2 separate regions of the Mus musculus genome follow, and region 1 is linked to region 2. A link is a loop called in an ENCODE intact Hi-C map of the cell type or tissue named here. Cell type or tissue: heart. All regions are shown on one strand. Each heading gives the region's core, and the rest is flanking DNA. Links, peaks and the distances in the headings are about the cores only. Region 1 holds the start of 2210417A02Rik (RIKEN cDNA 2210417A02 gene). Region 2 holds the start of Ubl3 (ubiquitin-like 3).

What was found. Peaks named below come from ENCODE experiments on the same cell type or tissue, not always from the same donor. Only the 100,000 strongest peaks of a DNase experiment are listed, where the experiment ranks them.
Region 1: a loop joins it to region 2, with 1.9 times the contacts of the local background. A loop is called at or near these places in 3 of 42 quality-filtered maps.

What each region holds. Positions count from the first base shown.
Region 1 is chr5:148,739,107-148,744,482 of GRCm38, reverse strand. 2210417A02Rik (RIKEN cDNA 2210417A02 gene) reads right to left here and starts at 2,643. Exons shown (of 2, transcript NR_028285.1): 1 at 2,499-2,643; 2 at 1,344-1,748. In heart, for the core only: a CTCF peak has its summit at 2,145 (motif pointing left); DNase peaks (open chromatin) are centred at 2,662, 3,332 and 3,802; H3K27ac peaks cover 311 bases.
Region 2 is chr5:148,549,789-148,555,164 of GRCm38, reverse strand. Ubl3 (ubiquitin-like 3) reads left to right here and starts at 2,377. Exons shown (of 5, transcript NM_011908.2): 1 at 2,377-3,212. The coding sequence starts at 3,186. In heart, for the core only: a CTCF peak has its summit at 2,376 (motif pointing right); DNase peaks (open chromatin) are centred at 1,244, 2,434, 3,604, 4,604 and 2 weaker places; H3K4me3 peaks cover 4,558 bases; H3K27ac peaks cover 4,002 bases.

The DNA.
Region 1 (5,376 bases), core at 104-5,103, 190 kb before region 2:
CCTGGGAGCTAGCATGAGGGTCTTAAAGCCCACACCCACAGTGACACACCTACTCCAACAAGGCCACACCTCCAAATAGTGCCACTTCCTGGGCCAAGCGTATTCAAACCACCACAGATCCTTTAAGGCCCTAGCCAGAGAAGAGTGCCAGAATAAAATACAACCTAAAAGTCACAGTGTAGAGGAGCCATAGCCAAGTGGTTTCTCTCTGACCCATGGCTTAGTGGGTCACTCGGTCCTTTCCTTGTGGGCTCTGGAGGGCTCATCTTGGAAGGGGGCGCTTTATGACCTGTTTTGGGGTAGGAGGATACTGGGAGATCAGGGGGGCTATTTTTCCAGGTTTTCTGACCCGCTCAGGGTAGAAGGGAAGAACAGGCGGGATGGTACCCAGCTTCTGCTGTCTTCCCGACAGTGCATGCATGGGCTGCATTTGGGGAAGCGTGACTTGAACTCAAAGCCTGCAGATGTGACGCTGATGACTAAGAGATGTGCTGTGAGACTCCTCGGGTGTGGGGTGGGGTCTCTGTCTTCCAAAAGTTAGTTCATATGAGTTAGTTCATATAGTGTGTAGCATATGAGGACAGCTAAGACCACAGCACACACACACCCCACTTAGAATAGCACACATATGGTAGCATACCACAGTACTATTCTGGTCTGTCTGTTAACCGTACACGCTGCTGGCAGACGTTATTTAAACACGTCTGGGATGCCAGACTCTTCTTCAGAGCCACCGTTTCGGCTCCATTTTTCAAACCAACTCAATTTAATGGAGGACCGACATTTGTAGCGTCCCTTGTGCGCAGGGTGGCCACTAACCCAGCCACTGTCCGTTAGGTGTAAGTGGGAGCAGATTGACTGAGACTTCTGGGAATGCTGTTTTCTAGGGGGGAAGGGGGGAGAGGTTGTCTATCCTTCTTCCTTCAAGCAGATATGGCGCCTGGGGTGCTCTGCAGGCATTTGGTGGTGGTGGTGGTGGGGGGGGAAGAAAGGTCATGAGCAAGATGGCCAACCAAAAGACATGGGAGATGGTTAAGTAGATTCATCATATCCACTCTGGGGCATCTCCCTTTGGCCTTATCACCTGGCCATAAGTATTCCTGTGTTGTTAAAGCCCACACAGTCAGATTTCAGTTAAATGCCAGAAAATCAATTCTAAAGGACTTGAGACTATTTCTTTATCGGTATGGGTCATACTCACTTAACTAATCCTCGAGGGTTGAAAATGGTGTGACCTTACAAAAAAGAAAGCTTAATGAGGCTTTTATCCACACAGGAGACTATTTTCTGCAAGATAAATTCCTATACTTTTGAGCCTTTGGGTCAAAGGGTAGATGTATTCAGTTTTTTAAAAAGATTTATTTTTAATTATGCGTAGGTGTATGTGTCTTGGGGTGCGGGGTATGTAGGTACAGGCAGATAACTTGGATTCCCAAAGCAAGAGTCTCAGGCATTGTGGGTGCTGGGACCTGAACTCAGTCCTCTGCAAGAGTGGTATATAACCTTAACTGACGAGCCTACTCTCCAGCCATATCTTCAAATCTAATCAATACTGTTCAGTTTCCTGCTGGAGAATTCTTAATGCACAAGGGCAAGGGTCACTCAAATGACGGCTTCAAGACATATAGAATCCAAAGCTTGACTCTTTCAGATCATCTCCTGGAGAACGGTTTTTCTTTTCTTCCTTAGGAATAGAGGGGCTTCAACGGGTCCTTCAACCGAGAACAAGATACGGGAAGGCTTACTTCCTGAGAGAGGGATGTAGGGAAGAAAGACAGAGGCGGAACTGTGTGCTGTTCCTTTCCCAGGATTCCCCTCAGGGTGCACAGCAGGTGGGAATCACAGCTGCTTTCTCAGACTTAGATTACAGTTCCTGCAAACAGACTCTCTTCTTTCCTTTTCTGACCCAGCAGACTGCTAAGGCGATTAAACATATCTCTGCTCTCAGGTACCAAGTGTGGTGCAGCAAAGAGTTGGACATTGTAACAGTTAGAATTAAGGCCCTTAAAAAGGAGATTCTAAAGGGGCTAGAGAGATGGCTCTGTGGTTAGGAACACTGGCTGCTCTTCCAAAGGGCCTGGTGGCTCCCAACCATGTGAAAGTGCCTGGGAATTTCCAGGTCCTGGGAATCTGATGCCCCCTTCTGGCCTCTATGGGTATTGCATCCATGTGGTGCACAGACATTTATGCAGGCAAACGTTCATACACATAAAATAAAAATAAATCTTTGAAAAGAGAGAAAGAGGGGCTGGAGAGATGGTTCAATAGTTAAGAGAATTTGCCATGTCCTGCTCCACACATCCTTCTCTCGGGCTTCTTGACTCAGCTTGCGGCTCTGTGAATTTTCTTCTGCTCGCCCAGAGCTCTGTGGCAGGGGTCACCCTTCCCACCTGCCTTGCCAGGTCGCCCTCCCCAACACCCCCACTGTTGCCCCATCTCCCCTGTCCCCAGTCAGGTCCCGAGTGCTCCCACCTGCCCTCTCTGCCAGCCACTCATACCTTGGACTCTTTGAGGGTGACTGGAAAGGAGAAGCAAGACCGTGTCGTCATCTAACTTTCCTGTGAAACCCGCGCAGCCGCGGGTCCTAGCACAGAGTCTGAGTTCAGAGTTTACAAAGCTTCTGTTAACTGCTTCCTGCTCTTCCAGCAAGTTCTACAAACCGAACTACAGTTCCCTTCAGGCTTCTCGAACTCACTTCCGGTGCTTCTTGCAGGAAGCCCGAGAGAAGGATGGGTGGAGCCCCACTGGGCTTTCCCCAATTCAATCAGTTTATAAACTAAACTTCATTTCCATGGGGGCAGCTCTTTGAGCTCCCCGCACCCGGAAGTCTCCAGTGGCTCCAGAAGTCTCCCTTGGCACTATCCCATTTCCTTCGGCTCTTCAGCATCACACACATCATGCCTTCACGTCTGAGCTCCTCTCCAGCCTGCAAAATGATCAACAGATGGGGACCACTGTGTCTCCAGAGCCTACCTCATAGTAGGTGCTCAATAAGTATTTGCCGCATGAATGGCTCTTCCGGGGTGCGTAGTAAACACTTGGTAAGAGTAAGCTGAATCATCGAAGGTCCATTTCTGTTTAAGCCTTTATCAACTCAAAACAGGAATTTGACAATGACACCCCCTCCATATTGGCTGCAGAACACATCCAGATTAACTGTCACAAAGCGCCACACTCATCAGGTAACTCTAAAGGAAATTTATCCACAGCTTCCCAATAAATTCTGAGCAAACCTCCCGCCCTCTGTGGCTGGGTCAGGGCCTACAGAATTTCTGGCTTGGAGCCTGGGGTTGTGATGTCAGCCTTCAGGGTTTCTGAGAGCTGAGTGTCTGCCCAGTGCTGTTTGTTTGCAGAACTGGCTCCCTCTCCTAAGCGCCCTGTTTGCACAGGGGTGTTTGCAGCTAGCCGCAGCCTGTGATTAAATCGAAAGCGGCTTGGTGTTTGAACTTGGTCATTCCTGAAGGTCACCAGTGGGCGGTCTCCAGGAGGTCAGCAGCTGCATGCACGAGGCCTTTCAATGACCCCTAATTAACATCTGTACTTGGGAGGACAGAAAAGAAAAAGAGGTGGTGTTTGGCATGTGTCTGGGTGGCTGAGTTATGACACTTTCAAACTTTAAGTGGTTATCTGTCTGATAATTTTTTTTTTTTTTAATGAGGAAGCCCGCTGTCCTTGGGCCCAGAAATATCTGGGTCTGGCTTTTCTAGACATACAAGGTGCTGTCTCGGCAAATTGTGGCTGTAGCTTGTGCAGATGGGAGGTGACACACCACTGGCTGCTTTTCGGCCTTGGGTATAATTGTTGGTGCGGGTGTTGTCTATGGCCCTGTTTACAAGCCTCTGGCAGCCCCTGGCATTAAACACCCCTGGGCGCTTCCTCTGCCAGGATGTGTCCATCTGGAAACAGGTGGGGGAATTATACCTTGGCAACACACACACACACACACACACACACACACATACACACACACACAAGGCCTAGCTATTTAAGCTCTTTCTTCTACCGAGGAGGAAGTCAGGTGATAGCACAGACCTTTTGACACCGGCTCTCCGTCTGCACTCAACAGTGAGTTTGAGCAATTTCTGTAGCTTGTACAGCCTCTAATTTCTCCATCAGTCCGCTGCAGATGATACTCGTTGTGAAGCTATTCCCGGGGAGTAAAGTACAATGGCTTGGACTAGTGTTTGCCTGGGACATGGGAAGAGCCGCCATTACCGATACCCCTCGGGGAGACAGAGCTGAACTGTAATTGGGTTTTAAGTCTGACTGCTGGTTCCGAATGGGGAGGGGGCATAACTGTGCTTACAGCCTCCGATGAGACGTGTCTGTGTGCCAGGTGTGTGCCGATAGCAAAGACTGGTTCTCAGGAGCTGCTGGGACCTGAGGGAGGAATAGACGTGTTTCACCTGTATCTAGAGCCACCCCACCCCATCCTTGGAGGGGCTTCTAGGCTCATTAACTCACCAAAGATCACCATCTCTCCCTGCCTCCCTTCCCCTATACACTCCAATGTGGGAGACTTAAAATGCTGAATTTATTTCTGAACTATGGTTTCTGCTCCTCTTCCTCTGCTGGCTGTCTCCAACCTAAGTATCACTATGACTATGCCAGGGGCCCCACCCCATGCAACACACACACAAACTGTGCCTGTGACCAGGGCTTTCATGGTTGCTTGGCTGAGGAGATCTTTTGGGAAAGCACTTGATCCACAGGGACATGTGGACCTTTGACCCCACAGGTTCTTAATAAGGGCAAGAATTGTTTGATGTATTGCACAGATGACTAGCCGATTCGGCTTTGGAAAAACCTGGAGTTGCTTGTAAAAGTTTCCACCTGCAGCGTCTTAAAGGCCACACTTGACACCTGGCAAGAGATGCCCAACTAGACCTCCCCTACCCTGAAGCTGGACCCGAGTTAGAAGCCACATTGGGTGTATTGGTGGTGGTGACAGCATCCTTGGAGTCTGTGAACCATGTATGCCCTTTGTGTTAGGAACTTGTTATTTACATCGACTTCTCAATCTCTGTAACAAACCAGTTAGCCACGCCCATTAGCCTCTTTCAGATGAGGAAGCTGAAGCTTGCAGACCTTAACCAACCAGGGGTTAGTAAGGTCTGAGTCAGACAGGAAACCACCCACATCTGGGCACATCCGGACACTCCAAGCTTAGCAAGCTTAGCTGGGATGGCATCCTGATGGTCCTTCCCACTGGTTGCTAGTGTTGTGAAATGCATCAGAGAGGTGTGGTCTGAGAGGCTCACTCCCACAGAGCCTCTGCACACCCTTCCTGTGCAGCTTGCTTTGTCTGTGCATCTCTACTGCCAGTGGCTTGGATTCCCCAAGTCGGTTCTTCTAGTCTCAACTTTCTCAGGCTGT
Region 2 (5,376 bases), core at 279-5,278:
TCCCACGCCATACCTAGCCGTGACCATTGCCATAACCTAATTCTCTAATAATTTTCTTCATCCCAGTGACCCCCTGACTCTGCCTCAGAAAACCCCTCTCAGCTCTACGAACTTAGCAGCAGCTATGGCTGAGGGGCCCGCGGTGTCATCATCCATTCTTAGAAAGGCCCTTAGAGATTTAGATGAAGTTCCCCGGAAGTGCGGAAGAGCGTCAGAGAGGCAGAGGGGATCAGCAAAGACGCCTTCGCGGCAGAGTTAGCTCTTTGATTTCTTGTGAGGTTAGTTTTTCCATATCAAAACTGCTGTGTCATCCACTGCCTCCCGGGTGATGCTGACAATAGATTCGAGGACGGATGGTGTCACCCTTCCCTGCTGTGCCCCGGCAGGCTCCTCTCTGCAGCCCCTCACTTCACGCTCCACAGTAAAGGCAGCACGGCAGAGAAATCCGTTTGTGTTCTGCAGTGCTCCTTCATGCCTGAATTATGTCAGGAGAGGGTTCCAACGAGTTTTGTGGATAATAACATCTCAGCCTGTCTTATTTGAGTAGTTAGAAATGCAACCAGGTGCAGCAAGCTTACTTTTAAAAGGCGCGGCCTTATACAGAAGGGGCAGTGGCAGACAGCATCCCGTAGAAGACATGCTGTGTGATTTTGGGCTCAAAGTAGGGGTCATTACATCCCTGGCAATGGGGCTGGCGGACAGCTTTCCTTCGTTCTGCCAACTTCTGCTTCTTGCCTTTCAACAGCACTTAGGTCTGTCAGAGCCATGGTGGGTGGTGGGGAGGGGGAAGGAGGCTGAGGAGAGTAGGCGTGGCATGGGAAAGGGGGCTGAGAGTAGGTGTGGCATGGGGAATTAACGTGGTAAACATCTTTAAATGGTAATGCAGTACTCCTTCAGAATCTGTTGGTGGACTGAAAAGCTTCAGTTGTTTGGATTTCCAGAAGGGTTCATGGTGGGGAAGGGTTCTGTGCTTATTAAACACACACGGAGAGAAACTACATTAAGAGTAGAAAACCATGGAACCCACAGATGCTGAAATAGGGAAGCCACATTGGGGTGAGCCTGGGCCTCTGTTTTCCTCTACGTTTGGATTCTTAGGGAGTTGGGTCTGTGATGTAGGCTCCTAGGAGTGTATGGAATGCCTTCAGCCAGGCCGCCACTCAAGAGACAAGTAGGTCCTCTGAAGTGTCCCGTGAGTTCCCGTCCGATGAGGGAACACGTGACTGGGGAGATGGTTCTGGGGAATGACGCAGGCTCCTAGACAACAGGGACTGCATAGCTCACGTCTGAACTCTCAGTGGCCGCAGAGCCTGTGGTGCACCTGTGCGTCGAGAGAGAAAGAGGATGAGTAGCCACCGTTCACGTCAGAAGATGTGCTGTTATTTACAAAACGATGTATGTGCCATGCATGAAATCATCCTTAACAGCACCCAGACTTTAGCCCTGGAAGGTAGGCAAGGCTGCCTTTAGGTGAGGTCACAACTGTAGGTGGGTGTAATAGTATCGTGTGGAGACTGCCCTTCCGAAAGGTCTGAGATATGAATAAGGCTCAACTGAATACTTGTGGTTTCTGTATTCTGATCCTAGATCCGTGGTAGACATTATTTTTTCACCTAAATATTCTAGCATCGGCATTATATTATGCTGTTTTAAATTCACAATACAATTACGTCACCGGGTCAAACAGGGGCTAGGCTGGGAAGTGGTGAATCTACATGTAGTCTCCACTACCACTATATAGTTTCTGGTCATTTCAATTAAGCGGATTGCAGCTTTATGGCCCTAGGACTTCAGGAAACGTGTGTTCAGACATTGCCTCTGCTTCACAAGAGTCTTGTTTCTGTTGAACTTCCACGGCCTTATTGGAAATCAATGATTGTTTCTGATCTTCAAACTGTCATGTTGAGGAGACCTAAAGATTAACTCACTCAATAAAATGGTTTGAGATTGCAGGATGTGGAGAACTTGCAATGATTAAAACACATGCTTCTGCACCACGGTGTGTCCTATTTTAACTGTGTCTACACAGTGCGCGAGGGAATTTCTCCGTGCAAGTTGTTTTCCTCCAACAATCCGCGTGATCATGGCATTTCTGGACACAGGTAGGGACTGACTCCAGAGCAAGAGCCTCTAAACTGAACCGAGACAAGGGCGCTATCCTTTCCTAGCAACTGTTGCTATGCGGGGGCGTGGCATCGATGCGGGCAAGGACGCCCCGGAGGCCCCTTCCCCTCACCTGCACAAACTACATTTCCCATGATGCTCCGAGAGGGCTCCGTTGTGACGAACGGAACAAGCGCAGACGGGGGCGGGGGAGGTGGGGGGCGCTATTCCCAAGTCGGCTCTCGGGCACCAGCAGGGGCCACCGCCGCCATGTTGGGCTGAGGCGATGACAGGAGGCGGCCGGGGCGTGTGGGATTGAGAAGTGGAGGAGGAGGCGGAGAGTCAGGGCTCTGAGGGGGAGCTGTTCCCAAGCTAAGGGAGGAGCCCCCGGAAGACGCTGCGGAAGGCAGGCAGCGAGGCGGAGGCGGCCGGAGCCCAGACGCGATGCGGCCCGACCGGCGCGGCTGCGCTGAGGCGCCCGCGGCCTGAGCCCCCCCGGCGCTGCGCTCGGTTCGGCTCGGCCCAGTTCGGCTCGGCTCGGCTCGGCGGCTGGCGAGGTCGATGCCCTTGAGCGCGGCTGCGCGCAGCCCGGCTGTGCGGCCCCGCGGCGCGCGCTGAGCTTCTCGGCGGCCCCGGCCGCTTTCAGCTCGGCGCTCGATGTGTAGCCACATAGTTATCTGTACACTTCGTCGCCGGGGCTTTAATGAGGACCTGAGTCGCGAGCGCGTGTGAATCACCGCCTGGGCCGGGGAAAGAGGACGGCGCATTTAACCCCCTCCCACCCCGCTCCATGTCCGTGTGTCACTCGGCTCTGTCCACCTGGCGCGGCGGGTCCTGGAGCTGCTACTGCTGCTGACGATCGGCTCCCCTCGCGCCTCTCGCCCCAGAAGCTCTTGTGCTCCCACGTAACTTCTACTTTTTTTTTTAATTTTTATTTTTTTTTTCATTTTTGGGAAAAGCTCAGCACAAACCGATCAGAATTGTGAAGGTTCTTTTTTATTTTTTCCGTAGTTCCAGCACTTCTGCTCTTGCTTTTTGTTTTGTTTTCTGCGTAAACCTCTGGCCCACTCTCAAAAGGCAAGATGTCCAGTCATGTCCCGGCGGATATGGTAAGTGAACGATAAGTTCCGACGTTCGGATTGTAGTGTGGTTTCCAATCTTATTTAATCGGAAGACGACGCTGGCGTCGGGGCGAAGGTTTCTGGGGCCCGGCGGGGGTGAGAAATGGGGGGCACTTCTGGAAAAGCCAATCTACTTGGCTTTGGAGAAGTTGGCTCTTCTGCCCCCCTCCCCCCTTTTCTTTTAGGAAGCACTGGTTTTTGGTGTGGTTTTGCAGCTTTTTCTTTCTTTTTTTCTTCTTCTTTTTTTTAAAACCACTGGGAGTCACTGGTTCGGTTGTGTTTCCTAAGTCGCCGGAGGCAGGGAAATGCAGTGGAAGCGGAGGAAATTCCTTCCCGATTGCTAGAAGGCTTTCAAGGCTTGGATTTAAACGCTTCGGGAAAACGTCAAGGGCTGTGTGGACACGGCCGGGGACGGGCGGCGAGCTGGATACCTAGGGTAGGAAGAGGCTGTCTGGCTCAGTGACAGACAAGATCGTTCAGACGTAGGTGCACACTTGATACATTTCAGGGGCAGCGGCGCACCTCTTTGGAAAAAGTCTTGCTGTGAGCCCTTCGAAACGTCTAGCTGAACGAACAGCTATGACAACCGGAGCTATTTAAATGTTTTTCAATTCTAGGTTTATGGCGTAAAGCGTCCTTTTTAAAATATAGATATTCCAAGGTTTCTTGGTACCAAGTAATTAACAGTTTTGCATTTTAGGTTTTTGTTTGTCTATTGTTTGTTTTAAGCCAGTTAAGCATGTTTATTGAGCCTGGATCACTGGGCGTTGAGAACTGGAAACAAAAACTGCTATTGTTTATTGAGGCTTTTTCCTTTGGTTTCTAAATGTTAGGGTTGCGAGTGTGTTGACTGACAGTTACTGTGTAGCCTTACAGTGCTGAGGGGTGGGTTTGTGGGCGCGTGAAGTGACACTTTGCAGTCCTGAAGGCAGACATAATGCAAGTAACTGGGAGATGAATAATCCTTCTGAAAGAATCGAAGTTAATGTAATCATGCCCACTTATGTCAAGTTGACATTTGAATGTGTATGTATTACAGTGCAGAACCAAGATTGAACTTTGCTAATGGTTGCATTTTTAAAATGTCAAATATTTCTATGGAGAGATGACCTGTTTTACATATTTTTAAAAGAAAAATGACCCTAAATTGTGTATTTTGACCTTGGTTTAAAGGCATTTTGTTTGTTTGATTTTCCACTTAATATGCTGTTCAAATGCAAAGGAACCACTGGGCCTGCCTCCCGGGTGGCCACCGCGCTTGCAGCCTTTGCTTCCGGAGTCTTTAAACTCAGGCTCTGTCCTTTTAGCTGTTCTTCCTTCTTGATGTGTTCAGGGGGAACAGTCTCCTGCCTGCCTGAGTGGCTGCCAAGGTTCCCTTTACACTATTCTCGAAGTTGCCTGGAGAGGTCTCTACACAGAACTGCAAATGTTTCTTCCTCTGTTTGATGAGTGATCTGTGGGCTCATAGCCTCCGGCAGAGATTTGCTCTTTGTAAAGCCTCCATTTTATATCATCAGCACAGTGAAGGCTACACCCACCTGAGTGCCTTCTATTCTGTTAGAGAAGTTGTAATGAAACAGATGTGTGCAGTTAAAGCAGGGCCACTACTTTCTTTGGGCCCAGTGATACAGAAAACGTGGAATGTACAGCATCAGCTGCACATTGAGGTGATTTTTGGGGAGTGCCATCTCTGAAGATTGGAAGCTGTGTTGGGATTGGGGGACTGAGGTAGGGGCAAGGTTCTATTGATAGTTGCGGTTACAAACTATCACTGCTTGTCTGTCTGAGATTGTGTGTTCAGGCCCTGATGACCCAGTGGTGCTTTGAGGTCCCTGATTAAAGGTGATATGCAAGGGCAAAGCAATATTATGTAATAAACGTAGAATGCCTTGTGATGCTCCTCAGAGGTAGCCTGTGTAGACTTCCAAGTTCTAAGTGGGTTTCCTATCTCGTGGTCACCTTTCTGGACAATATGATTGTTGAGAAAATCCTTTAAACAACCATTTTCCATTACTTAAATTTCAATTTTCCATCAGAAGGATCTTTGTTTGATAAGAGTGTAGAATCCTCAAAATGCACACACGCGTGCGCACATACACACACACACACACACACATTAAATGTTAAGTAAGTACTGCCTTCTTAGAAATTG